Regions from separate parts of the Homo sapiens genome. Here region 2 is linked to region 1. The links are chromatin loops, found by intact Hi-C in ENCODE. Cell type or tissue: PC-3. All regions are shown on one strand. Each heading gives the region's core, and the rest is flanking DNA. Links, peaks and the distances in the headings are about the cores only.

Region 1 (7,225 bases), core at 1,293-5,292:
GGGTAGTGGTGAATAGAAGTGTGTTGGGGAAATTGGTGTACAAGAATTCCCCATCAGGGAAAAATACTCTGTCATGGACATTGTTTAAAATTGTAGGTGTATGGTAATAACAAAAACATGCCAGCTTTTAGATAATTTTATTCTCATTTTAAAATTCCCTACAGAAGGGGTTGCCAGGTGAAGAACAAGATGCCCAGTTAAATTTGAATTTCAGATAAACAGCAAATAATTTTTTAGGTGTGGTATGTCTCACATATTGGACATACTTATACTAAAAAAAAATGGTTATTTATGTGAAATTCAAATTGACCTTTTGTATTTTTATTTGTTAAATCTGGCAACACTGTCTACAGATAACATATTATTTTATTGTTAGTGTTATTATTAGACTCTTCCTTCTGCCCCGCTTAACATTGCTACACCATTGAGTTTGTGGATAAAAAAAATGATGTCGCAAAAAGAACTTAGGTTTTAGAACCAGAGATATCTGATTTCAGATCCTAGCTTTGCCATGTACCAGCCTTATAACTGTAAATTATTTAAGCTCAGCAAGCCTAAGTTTCATCATCTGTTGGGACTAGTCATAACTACCTGGCAGAATTGCTAGGTGCTTAGATGAGATGTCTTCTGTAAACACCTAAACCTGTGATTGAGGTATAACAGGCATGGAGCCAAAGTTAATCTTGGTTCCTGTTTCCCTGCTAAAGCTGAGGCAAGAGGAAAATTCTGCTTAGTTTCCTGGATGGTGTTTATTTGATGAAGGATGTCAACTGGTAGAGATCTAGGTGGGACTTTTAATTCTTGCAGGTGAATGGAGTAAGTAAGATGTCATCTTGGGAGTTGAAAGTTTGATGGGAAGAAAGATATGTTTAAAGTGATGATGGCAACTGTGCTGTCAACACTGTGATCATCCCATAAGGTCTATTATGTAATCCTCTGAATTACTTACTCAACAATATTTTTATTTTGATTTTATTTGCTTGCATATCCATACTTTTATGTAGATTGTTACTCAAAATCTGTTATAGTATAATTCATTATGGGGTAAATTCCATATCTGTTATTCTGATTAACCACACCAAGAAAAATTTGGGACAAGTGAAATCTGAATTAATACAGTAAAAGCAGTATCTCTTGGATAAAACTCGAATATGCAGGGAAATATTTAATGAACACATACTGTGACAAACACTGTGGAATTCTCTCTGAAATAGGTTGTGGTTAGCTCCATGTTTATAGCTAGGGAAATTGAGGCTCAAATTGGCCTGAAAAGAGTTACAAGGCAAATAAAAGCAAATAAACTCCTCCCCTCCAACTCTTTTGTAACACCCCTTGTTTAGGTCACCAATAGCATTCATGTCACTGAGTGCAATGGACATTTCTCAGTTCTGATATTGGTTGACCTTTCAGCAGTATTCCACAGTGTTTACCATGACTCCCCTGTTTGAAAGACCCTGTTCTGTTCTCAGTAATACTTCACTCTCCTGAGTCCCTCCATCTTCTCTGGCTTTTCTTTTATTTCTTGGAGGCTTGTCTTTTTCATTAGGTATGTTTTGAAGTTCCTCAAGACTGGGCCTGAGGCATCTTCTCTTCTATTTTTTCTCTTTTACCTTTAGGGGAAAAGAAAAGTGATAGGTGATTTATTTATTTATTTATTTATTTATTTATTTATTTATTACCTATCACTAGGTTCATGGCTGTGGTTCTTAAAGATTAATAAGAGACAATTATACAGATTTATTTAATGTAAGTTTTATATGACATGAGAACCTTCAGAAATGGGGAGCCAAGGAAACAGGGAAAGCTGTACATTTTTATGTTAGGTTTGACAAAGAAGTCAATAGTAATGGATAAGTATGATTGGACAAAGGGAATACCATTTAATGATAATACATCAACTTAGCAAGGCCTATTTGTTCAGATTCTTCTCAACGTCCCTGATTCTTCAGAGATAGGGATGTTCCTTTTCTCCAGGTATGGGGGGGTATCTTTTGAATGATGGTCTTATGACCTGCTTCAGGGGAGAAGGAAGGGAGAGGATCAGAGAGTGACCTTCCTAGGTTTTATGGCTTACTTCAAGGGAGAACGGTGATAGGAAGGTGGGAGAGACTTCCTTGCTTCTGTTTTCTCAGATACCAAGGTACCACATTTTGGGATACTGTATACTGTTCCCCATCTTATCTCAATCACATGTACAGCTTCAGTTAGCACTTACCATAGTTCTCCGGGTCTCACACATCTCTCCACTGCCCACACCAGGGTTACACCTTTATTTTCATTGGTTTGCTTATTTCTTAATATCTTCATGTCTGCTTTTACTTACTGTCAGATCCTTAGGGCCTTGCATTTAGTGGTCATTTTACATAGACTTGAGGATTGAAAGAATACATGAATGAATGAACCCAGATTACTGTGACCTGAAACCTCTTTTTTTCACTCCCTACTCTGCATCCCAAAGAACTTTAGGCACCAGAAAATCCCAGAACTTCATTTTGTACACAAGGGGGCTGAAATTCAGAGAAACCTAAAAAGTTTGGCAAAGTCACATAGCACTCAGAAGCTGGGTCTAGTATTCTGCTCTCTCAAAGACTGGGGCTGTGTGCCTCTCTGTAGATTTGATCCCAGCTCACCTGCATGACTGAACATGTTCACAAGAATGATGGTTTTCCTTTTCTGGTAATGGAAAAGTGGTCTTTAGCAACTGGATTAGCATATGTTCATTCTATAATTCATCTCTGCCCTTTAGATGCAGCCAGAATCTGAGATACGTACCTGTATCACTTTCCCAGCACTTTCCTTTATTGGTTTGTCTTTTACAATGACTCAGCATTTTTCATCATGCCTTGTTTTCCGCTCTTTACTGTATCTGAGAAAAATAGCCCTTTAATAATAAAATATGATAGTTCACACAAACTTAATAGAATTCTTAGAAATTCCGTATGTCAAAGGTTTGAAGTTCTGTGTTGAAATACCAAAAATATTAGTAAAATCCTATATAGCTAATAGCTTTTTCTAAAACCCCACAAAAAGATTTCTCTCTTTCCATACTAGAGTCTGCACACATATGCTGTGGTTGGTGGTGTGGTGAGTGGTACTTTTTTTATTGATTGACAGAGTAAATAGAGTATAAAGCCAAAATAATCCACAGCAGATGACTAAAAGCATGTTAAACTTAGCTAAGAGTAAAGGTACTTGCCATTTTTAAACCTTCCTTTTGCTTCCTCTTTTTTTCTAGTGGTGGTGGAGGGTGTGGCAGGGTAATGTGGATTGCCAAAGCAAGCAAAAGGGAAAGGAAAAACATAGCATACATGAGAAACGTTAGGAAAAGAATTGAACAATATTTCCATTCTGTTACAGAGTTACATCATTATTGACTGATGGAACTGAAAAAACCCTTAGAAACTATCCTTCTTACTCCTTCAGTTTTACAGATGAAAATTGCAAAGTCCGGAGAGGTTATGTGATTTATCCAGGGTCACACAATTATTTAATGAAAGAGTTGAGTTGAGGTCATTTGATGTCGGTTTGTCCTGCAAAGTTCAGCTTGCTTATTATATTCTCTATGACATCTTTTATCAGTTCGCCCAGTCCATTGTGCCCCACCGTACCAGTATTGCCATAGCACCCTGCATTTCCTGTGCACTATGTGGTGTCATATGTGCCTCTTGTCTGCGTCAGATTTTGAGCTCCATGAGTTCTGCGATTGCACTGTTCATGTGTCAAGGAGGAAGAAGGCAAGAGGGTTATTGACATGTCCTCTTGTGTGGTGAGGATTGCTACACTTTTTCCAAATATAGGCCTCTTTGCCCATCCCTACCTATAAATTTCCCAGACAGCTCTTTTGTTCTGTGGTACTTTCATCTTACCTAATATCTAAGACCCAGCCTGTCTCATTGGTAATGCTTTGCTACCGCACCTGTCATCCTTACCTGTGTCTGCTACTCATGAGTTGACCCAGGGAAGGCTATTTAGTCTTGTTGAGGACCAGTTTTCTTTAGTCTGGGTATACAAATGGGTATACAAACAGCTGTATTTTAAGATATTCATTTAGACTATGCAAAAGGGGAAGAAGGAAGTCTTTCTGTGTGTATGCCCATTTCACAGACAAAAGAAAACTGGTCCTCAACAAGACTAAATAGCTTATCATTTATCATTTTTCTCTTGGGTCCTCATAGAGAGTGGGCTGAACTGGCGAGGCAGTAAATAAAGTGGTCTACTTGCTTCCTTACAACTTGCTGAGTAGTTTTAGTTGTTGTTGTCATGATTATTGCTGTTTTACTTTTGGTTCCTAAGATTTTTACACTTTTGCTCATCTAGAATTTATTATCTAGGATTTCCTAATGATAAGATGGATTACACCGATCGATTTTTGAATGTTGAATTCTCTTTGCATACCCGGAATAAATTCCACTTGGTTGTGGTATATATTTCCTTTTATATCAATACTTTAAAAAATTCATTTGCTAATTTTTGGAGGAATTTTGCAGCTATGTTCATGATAGATATCAGCCTCTAATATCAGCCAACACCATTAAAATTAGACCAGTTAATAATCCTACAATGCCACTAAGTGTTCAAATAAAAGAAAGAGTTGCACATCTCTCATTTTAAATCAACTGCTAGAAATGATTATTCTTAGTGAGGAGTGTGTGTCACAAACCAAAATAGGATGAAAGCTAGGCCTCTTGTGCCAGACAGTTAGCCAAGTTGTGAATACAAAGAAAAAGTTCTTAAAGGAAACTGAAAATGCTACTTCAGTAGCAACAAAGCCTGGATGACAGCACATTTGTTTACAGAATGGTTGACTGCATATTTTAATTCCACTGTTGAGACCTCCTGCTGAGAAAAAAAAATCCTTTCAAAATAGTATTGCTCATTGACAATGTACCTGTCATCCAAGAGCTCTGATGGAGATGTACAAGATTAATGCTGTTTTCATAGCTGCTAACACAACGTGAACACATGAATGATAAGAAAGTGAAAAGTTTTGTTGCTGATATGAAGAAAATTTTAGTGATCTGGATAGAAGATCAAACCGGCCACAACATTCCCTTATGCCAAAACTTAATCCAGAGCAAGGCCCTAACTGCCTACAATTCTATGAATGTTGAAAGAGATGAGGAAGCTGTAGAAGAAAACTTTAAAGCAAGCAGACGTTGGTTCATGCAGTTTAAAAAAAGAAGCCATCTCTATAACATAAAAGTTCAAGGTGAAGTAGCAAGTGCTAATGGAAAGGATGCAACAAGTTATTCAGAAGGTCTAGCTAAGATAATCCATTTTCCAGGTAGACAAAACAGACTTATATTAGAAGATGTCATCTAAGACTTTCATAGCTAGAGAGGAGAAGTTAATGTCTGGCTTCAAAACTTCAAAGGGTAGGCTGACTCTTGTTGGAGCTATTGCAGCTGGTGACTTTAAGTTGAAGCCAGTGCTCATTACCATTTTGAAAATCCTAGATCCTTTCTAAGAATTATGCTAAAACTACTCTGCCGACACTCTTTAAATGAAACAACAAAGCCTGGTGTACAAGATTAATGCTGTTTTCATAGCTGCTTGAAGGCTCAGATGATTATTAACATTTTTAGCAATATGCACTTTTGACACAATGCTACTGAAGACTTAATAGATTATGATGTAGTGTAGAGCTAACTATATCTACAGTAAAAAAACATAAAATTCAGTATGACTCACTTCATTGTGATATTCTCTTCATTGAGGTGGTCTGGAACTGGACCTGCCATATCTCTGATGATCATCTGTATCTAATTTGTGTTTACCTATTGATGTAAGCAAGTTTGGGTTGTGTTTCCATATGGGCTTTTCGGTGCCATCTTAATGAGAGGCTTTGTTAGGCAGTTTATATGTGTTGTTCATTCAGTCTTCACAAGAGCTTTATGGGTCAGATATTCCTACTAACTTGTTACAGATGAGGAAACAGAGTGTCAAATATTGTTTTATAATAAACAGGAAGAGTATTATCCATTGTATAGGTACTTTAAAATAGGTGCTTTAAAATAGTTCTTGATTGCTTTCCTAATCTCCTTACACATATAGAGACCTATGCTGTGTTAGCTGTATAATCTGAAAGCAAGAGATCATTTGGTAGAAACAAAATGAAATGGCTTAATGTTGGCAGGGTGTTAACTTTCAATGCCACTGAAATTCAAATGGTAGTGGTGCCCCTAGTTTTATTACTGGTAAGTAATTTTTAATTAAGTGTTGATTCCATGCACAGCTGGTTGCATCACACAGACATGCTCCATGCCCTCCTTTGGTTCTGGTTCCCAGGGATAGCAGGCAGGGATTTCCTTGTTCAGCAGCATGACTGCAGTGGGGTAAATACATCTTGGTTCTTGGTTTTATTTCCACAGCTAAATTACATGTACAGTATCCTGATGAGAGGATATTGGGCTGTCACTTGCTAAAGAGAGAAGCACAAGTAATTATGTGAACCTTGTTTGGCATTTATAAGCAACCTGGTCAATTCTGAGAAATGAACAAGACAGTAGACACTTCCATGAAAGGTGGCTGATTGATAGTCTAGCCAAAATATGATACCTGGTAATTTATGGCAATTTTCTCTAACAGGAGTAGATACTGAATTTGTTTCAAAAATGCCTCAAGAGTCTATCCTATCAAGGCATTACTACTTTTTGCAAAGCACACACTAGAAGAAAAAAATGCTTCAGATCAGAAAATAAGGAAATTGTGTGTCTCTGTGTATGCATGCATACACATGCATATGTGTGTGCGTGTTGTAGGGGGAAGGACTTAATTTAGTGAGCTATGGAATTCATGTAGACAGATTGATAAGATTACATCTTATTGCTTTGTGGAGGTTGCAAAATTATTCCCACTGCAGAATTTGTTAAAAGAAAAGGAGAGAGTGATTTAAAGAAATGTATTTGATTTTGATAAGTAACTCATGGGTAATTCCCTCTACAATATTTTAAACAAATATGCCATTAAAAGCCTGCATCTCAATCTCTTTGCACAACTTCTTTTATCCTATTGCCAATTTAAATTATAGAATAGCAATCACCTATTTTAAAATTCTCTCCATCATTTTAACTGTGAAGTCAGAAAAATGGTGCTTATTACTTCACTGAGCTGCTAGCATGATGTGAGAGAAGGAGGTATGTTCTTTCCAATAAACATCTGAGAGAATCAGGATATGTTTTAATTCTGTTTCTGCCATAAATTAATGTATAACTTTTGGAAATCA
Region 2 (7,225 bases), core at 1,767-5,766, 280 kb before region 1:
GGGCTGCAGCAATTTGAGGCCTTCTGTCCACACATGGTCCTGTCCAGACAAGGTGAAAAGGTGGATATGCCCTTGTTTCTTATTCCTAGAAAGGACCTGAGGCTCATTCTGCTCAATCCACTTGGCTGGTTTAGATTAGGACACATGCTAACCCCTGGAGATGGGGATGGAGTTAGTATTCCCAGAATCACACAGAGTCTCCAATGTAAACAAGGAATGTCAGAAAGAGCTGAATGGATGCTTGGGATGCAACCAACAAGTGTCCATGATGACTCACTGCAATTAAGATTCTTTTAAGTTTCGGCTGGGTGTGGTGGCTCCTGCCTATAATCCCAGCATTTTGGGAGGCCAAGGCGGGTGGATCATCTGAGGTCGGGAGTTCGAGACCAGCCAGACCAACATGGTGAAACCCCGTCTCTATGAAAAATACAAAATTAGCTGGGCTTGGTGGCACATGCCTGTAATCCCAGCTACTCAGGAGGCTGAGGCAGGAGAATGGCTTGAACCTGGGAGGCGGAGATTGCAGTGAGCCAAGATAGTGCCATTGCCCTCCAGCCTGGGTGACAGAGCGAGACTGTCTCAAAAAAAAAAAAAAAAAAAAAAAAAAAGATTCTTTTAATAGGTCAAGGAAAGAGAATTTCACGATCATTCCCTTCCCATCATTTTCTGTTAGAACATATTTTTGATGATTGTTAACACATAATTATCTATTGCATTCTTCAAGATACCCAGAGAGGCCAAATTCCCTACTTTACGCTAGAGTGTGGTATGGTATTTCATAGCCAGTGCATTCACCTTACTTTTTCCCTTAACTCTTGGTGGAATTTAATCCCATTTTTTCTTACTTAATACTCACTGGAAAGAAAGAACAGCTGGCCTAGGCATTCTGTATGATATCCTAAACCTGTTTTCATTGTTTTAGTATCACTTTTATTAGCTTTGCCTCCTGATGTCACAGTAAGGTAATGGCCCTTGTTTTCTGTGGTCCCCAGTTTACTGATTTGAGGCAGGTTTAACTGACATATCAGAGGTCCTATTCTGAGTTACATGAGACAGGTGATATTAACGGCTACAGCTCCAAAGTTGTAGGAGATAGCAAACTGCAGCCCATGGGCCACATCTGGCCTGTGGACTGTTTTTGTAAGTAAAAGCTTATTAGAATACAGCCACATTACTTTATTTATGTATGTCTATGACTGCTTTCAGCACTACAGTAGCAGAGTTGAGTAGCTGTGGCAGACACTGTATGGCCTGAAAGGCTTAAAATATTTACTGTCTTGCCCTTTACAGGAAAAGTTTACTGACCCCTGAATTGAATGAGCCACATTCTTCACTTTAAAAACTGTGAAAGATTTTACAGCTGGATATTACTCTTCCCAAGCCTTTCTGGTTAGGATTTGTCTTTCAAAGTGATCAAAGAATGTTGGAGATACAAATAATCTGAGAAGATTCATCTAGTCTGGAATGTCTTCCATTCCACAGATAAAAGCCCCAGAGATATCACGTGGCTTATACAAGCTTCCACAGAATATTAGAGATAGACTAGAGTGCCCTTTATTTCCTACACAGGTTTGTGTATTGGAAGAGTACCTAAACATACTGTCACCAAAACAGGATCATTTCCCTCATCCCTCCTCAAGGACCTTATTCTGTCAGTTACCTCGTCTTTTCTGTATCTTCTATTGCTTCCTCTCCACTGTCCTTTCAAATTATTATTAATAGAATACTCAGGACTTAAATATTGTAATAAGGACATTGCCATCACCTATTTCATCTAGACATAATGTCATGCTTCTTCCCTTCCCTTCATTGCCCACAGTGGCACACGACTCACTATTTTACTCCCTCAAGTTCCATTCTAAATTCAGCTCTTCTAAAACTGTTCCAGCTGGGGTCGCAGACAAATCCATGGGACGATATGTAGTCTTCGTCTGTCCCAATTTTTGTGTAGCATGAAAACTCTTGACACCACACACTACAAACTACATTTCATGGGAGGCTCTTTTTCTCTTGTTTTTGAACCATGATCCTATTTTACTTCTCTTCCTACCTTCTGTTAAGTCTCTCTCCCACATTATTCCTTCTCTGCCTATCTTGTGTTTTCCCAGGTTTCATACTTAGAAGCTCTCCTTAGCAATCTTGTACTTTGTTGTGGATTCCAAGACTGTCTACTGAACTGAAGAATGTCTCTGAATGTAGCAGAAGTAATACTCACCAGCTCTCCCTCTGAATTACTCCTCTATTTGACTCTTCATCATCCTCTTCTTCATTCTCATGACATTTCAATACCTAATATATACTGAACACTTGTTATCAAGCAGGTTCAGTGCTGAGAGCTTTTGAAAGTAGAAGAGCACTTTTAAAAGATTGAAAATTATTTTCAACTTTAAAAAATCAAAAAAAATTTACCAAGTAAATACGTTCAGGTAAGCAGCATCCACATCAGAAAATAACATTGCCAGCATTTTAGGGGCTTCTTTAATGCTTTAATGCTCCCTTCCTGGTTACTAACCCTCTACCCAGTGATAATCATCCGGACTTTTTTTTTCAAGATGGAGTTTTGCTCTTACTGCCCAGGCTGGAGTGCAATGGCATGTTCTCGGCTCACTGCAACCTCCGCCTCCCAGGTTCGAGCAATTCTCATGCCTCAGCCTCCCAAATAGCTGGGATTACAGGTGCCCGCCATCACGCCCAGCTAATTTTTTGTATTTTTAGTAGAGACAGGGTTTCATCATGTTGATTAGACTGGTCTCAAACTCCTGACCTCAGGTGATCCACCCGCCTCAGCCTCCCAAAGTGCTGGGATTACAGGCATGAGCCACCGTGCCTGGCCAGTCATCCAGACTTTTTAACATTTATTAGTTTAGCCTGTGTCTGTGTGTTATTTAAATGGAGTCATACAATATGTAGTATTTGGTATCTGGCCTCTTTGCTCAATTTTATGTCTGTAAGATTTGTCTATCTTTTTATGTGTAGTTGTTGATTGCTCATGCCCATTACTGTGTAGTGTCCCATTGTATGAATAACTACAATTTATGTATCTATTTTTCTGTTGCTGGAAATGTTGCTTATTTTTAGTTTATTATTATCACAAGCAGGACTATTAGGAAATTTTCATATATATATATATATGTACCATTCAGCACCCATAATACACGTTTCTATTGCGTATAATCTTAAGAGTGAAACTGCTAGGTCATAGAACATACATATGTTCAAAAATTGTACTCTCAGTTTATATTCGCACTACCAGTATATGAGAGTTCTTGTCCATGTAGCATATATTCTAATTTTCAAAATGGTTCTGTGACATAGTTACAGTTTTATTGTCGTTTTTCATTTTAATAAAATCCGAGTCTTAGACAAGATAAAAGACCAATGTCATGTACTATTAGTTTATACCCCAATGCAGTCTGACCCCAGAGCCTGTATAGTTTAGTAAAGTGTCCAAGGGAGAGAATACAGTCGTGAGTTCTTAGTTTCCCTTTCTGGTTGGGTCAGTGAAGTCCCTTCCTCACCCCTCTTTTCTGTTTATCTCTACAGACAGAAACTAAAAACAATGGCTACAGGCCGCTAAAAGCCTAAAACAAAACAAAACAGAACAACAACAACAAAATAAGTTGGCTTAGACAAGCTTGCAAACCACTATCCTTTCTTATGCCTCTAGGTTAAGGATGTTATCATATACAGGTGTCCTCTACTTGGTAACTTTCACAGCTCATTTCCATAAAGCCAAATGCCAGCCCAGTGTATGTCACCTCCTACTGTGGCCAACAGATGGCGCTAATGGTGGTTTGAAACTTGTCACTTGGGGCTTTTGAGCACATGAGCTCAGACATAGCCTCTTAGAACTAGTCTTTCTCTATAATGGTCTGAGCTGACCTGAGAGCCAGAAACTTTAGGATCATTTCTCTCTCCCACCCCACCTAGTTAAATCCCAAATCCCATTCATCTTAATCAGAAATAATTCCTGAATATGTACCCCTCTCCATTCTCTCCTTCCTCTGTGTGTGCTCTCCTCCTGTCCCTTTTTTTAGCACTCATCACAGGTGGCTATTTATGTATCTGCATTGCCCTGCTATGCTGTGAACTCCTCAGGGCAGAGACTGGGTCATATTCATTCTGTGTCCCCGGTGTCTGACAGTGCCTGGCACAAAGAAGGTGCTCACGTTGGGGACTGAATAAAGTTCCCCTGGCAGAAACCCAAAAGGTTCAAAATGACTGTTCTTTCCTGTAGTCACAGAAGCTCACAGGGCATTTGACTTGCCCTGTATGCTCTGAATGGTCTGGTATCGTACTCTGACCTATGGGAGATCAGGGCTTATTATCACACAGGCTTCTGGCCAACAGTGTGGCTTATTTGTACATTCCATCTCTCTTCTTCCAGAAGATGAAAGACAGGACATGATACAAGCTACGAGATCATTTTTTTAAAGAAAAATGGGTGGTTGTCATAGCATTTCTGGTGTCAGACTGCAGATATGATCAAGCTGTCCATTTACCCTGGTTCAAATTGAATTGCTGGTAATTAAGAATGGGGAATGGGGTTAGGTCCATCTGAGATCAGACAGCAGAACCATTAAGGACAGATAAATCCCTTTATGAGAAATAAAGAGACTCCTGGTTATTAGACTGTATGTTTGTGGGCTAGGTGTTTGTTTTTAATCACAAAGTTTTGTACACTTGGAAGAGGTTAGGTAAAAACATTAAGCAGATTAACATTTTACAAATATTTTCTTTCCCTGACCGTCCTTTTCTACCTCCTTCCCACAGTTACAACTTTTCAATGTTAGTGCTGATATTCTCTCTCTCTAGTATATCACTGTGTTGGGTTAGGAGCCAGACTGCTTGGGTTCAGCTCTTGGTGCCACCCCTCCTATTTATGTGATCTTGGGCAAATTAACCTCTCTGAGCCCCAGATTTCTCATTAGTAAAGTGAGTTTACTATTATAATATTACCTTCCTCATAGGGGTGTAATGGGGATTAAATGAGTTTTAATACATCTAAAACTCTTAGAATAGTGCCAGCCCATATTAAGTGCACTTGGTAAATATTGGCTTTTTTTTTTAAATCACACCAGACATAGCTGTTTTATGAAAGCATTTCCACAGTAACCATGAGCAAGTTCATTTATTATTATGTTTCATGTTGTGGTAGCTTGTATTATTAGGGTGAAAAATGGCCAAATGTAAATGAACTTATATTTAAACTATTTTTTTCTCACCAATTTTGCTGGATAATTTCTATACTCGTTACATAATATGAGCAGAATCCTATACTCTCTACACATGCCACCATAATTTCTTATGTTTATATTGCATCTTAAAGTTTATAAGTGACTTTCACTTATAAAATCTCATTTGAAACTCTAAGAAAGCCTTGCAAGATGGACAGGGCTTTTCAAATATTCATTCCTATGTTATTTAAGAGATAAGAAAGCTGTGTCTTTCTGTAGTTAAGGGAATTTTGCAAGATCTCAAGGATAGTAAATGACAGAGCTGGGATTACCATCCTTCTGGTCCCAGTAGCTCACTCATGGTCAGGGTCTAGGAGCTTGTGGACAAACATGCACATTAGGGAGCTTGGTGAGCTGCAAGTGGATGGTGTGTATGTCCGTTAGTAAAATGTGTGTACATGCAATGGCTTCTACCTAACACAGAAATTAGGTATTAAAAACCTTCGTAAGAGAATTCACAGTTGAGGCCATTATTTCAAAACTAAGAATGGGCAATAGAAGTCCCAAATGAGTCTATGCAAGCCTTTAAAATTTTATGTTACTAAAGTAACTTAAGACAGTACCATAAATTAGGACTATCTCACTGACAGTTTACACATTTTTAGTGAGTAGCAAGTAATTCCAGGATCTCCCTTGCCAACATTTGCAGCATGTCACCTTTATGGTTTTTGTTTGTTTGTTTTGCAGATACTGACACAGCACACTGCAATTTTTTTCTGGGTCTGCTCTGCCATCTAAATGTTCAATGCCTGTCTGGTTTTATGACTTCATATTATTGATTTCTGCCATTCCTGCGGCCTGCATCTGTCAGCCCCTCTTAGACGCCTCTAAGCTTTCTTCCTTTGCTCAGACACAGCCAGAATGCAATACTAAGGTTCTACCTTCCCTTACCTCCTTTGTCTTACTCAAGTCTTCTAAGACCAGTCTTCCTTTTCTGCTATTTTCTGTATCTCCTGTTAAAATTCTCAAACCCCAGAACATCTTTATTAATTTGTCTTTAAAAGACTGACCTAGAACTGAAAACTTCACTGTTTCAGAATAAAAGTATGGGTGCCACAATTTTGCATAAGCTTTCATTCAATTCAGCTAAAAAGTACGCATGGAGTTTCTATGTATGCTCTCCTAGTTCCTCAGGAAAATTCCCTTTGAGGGCCTGGACCTTTGTGATTCATCCAGGCTCATTTGGATTCAGTTCCCTTTTCATGGGATGCCTGTGGAATAAATAAAGTATAGCTATTGTTTACTGTTATTAATTAAGTCTGCCAAACTTTTCTTTTTTCAGCCCCACCTTTCACCTCACCAAAGCCGAACACCTGTACTACCAAAAGCCTCTTGATAGAGCTATGTTTTTATTTGAAAAATGCGAGCTAGCTCTGTAGATATTTCCTTGTAGGAATGTTAAGGAGAAATATATCCGATTGTATTGCCAGTTGGTTGAAGGGATGTTGTAATTGATAACCCCGTACCCATGAGTTCTGACCAGGGATAAGTAATAAAAGCATCAGAACCTCTTTCTCTTCCTGATGAAATAGTGTAGTAGATGCTGTGATGTGCAGCCCAGGTGCCTGCTTTAGGACCCAGGCATTCATTTTCTCAACTGCAGCTAGTGAGGGACACTGTTCTCACATGTCATTCTCTCTGCCCAGTTGCTCACTGCCTCTGGGAATTGCTTTGCCCAAGGTTGTGATTGCTCCCAGGAGGAAAGGGGCAGAGAGTATCCAATAACCTTTTATCTAGCACACCAGTGCCCAGCCCCTTGCTTCAATTTAAGACGACTGTAAAGGACCTTGCAAGCGTTCAAACTCCCCACTGAATCCAGAGACCTCTATTGAGAGTGTATCACAGTATAGGTCCTCTCTCTACCTAATCCCGCTTCCTTCCCTTTCCTCCAGAATTTATCCCAAGGGCACTCCCGACAAACCTCTGGCACACAAATCTCAGAGTCTTAGGCTCTGTTTCCCAGGGAACTCAACCTCAGAGAATTAATC

Evidence for each region. A loop is a pair of places that touch in the nucleus more often than their neighbours do. Peaks named below come from ENCODE experiments on the same cell type or tissue, not always from the same donor. Only the 100,000 strongest peaks of a DNase experiment are listed, where the experiment ranks them.
Region 2: it touches region 1 in a loop (5-fold over the local background); 1 of 110 quality-filtered maps calls a loop at or near these places.

What each region holds. Positions count from the first base shown.
Region 1 is chr3:28,949,156-28,956,380 of GRCh38, forward strand. No RefSeq gene overlaps it. Among named protein-coding and RNA genes, the nearest start is that of RBMS3-AS3, 330 kb to the right of the region's middle. RefSeq lists an enhancer at 2,183-3,382. In PC-3, for the core only: no CTCF peak of the experiment used is centred there; a DNase peak (open chromatin) is centred at 3,116; H3K27ac peaks cover 1,812 bases.
Region 2 is chr3:28,664,070-28,671,294 of GRCh38, forward strand. The region is part of intron 2 of LINC00693 (long intergenic non-protein coding RNA 693); the gene reads left to right. Among named protein-coding and RNA genes, the nearest start is that of LINC00693, 92 kb to the left of the region's middle. RefSeq lists a silencer at 3,703-3,862. In PC-3, for the core only: CTCF peaks have their summits at 3,781 (motif pointing right) and 3,985; a DNase peak (open chromatin) is centred at 3,772; H3K27me3 peaks cover 692 bases.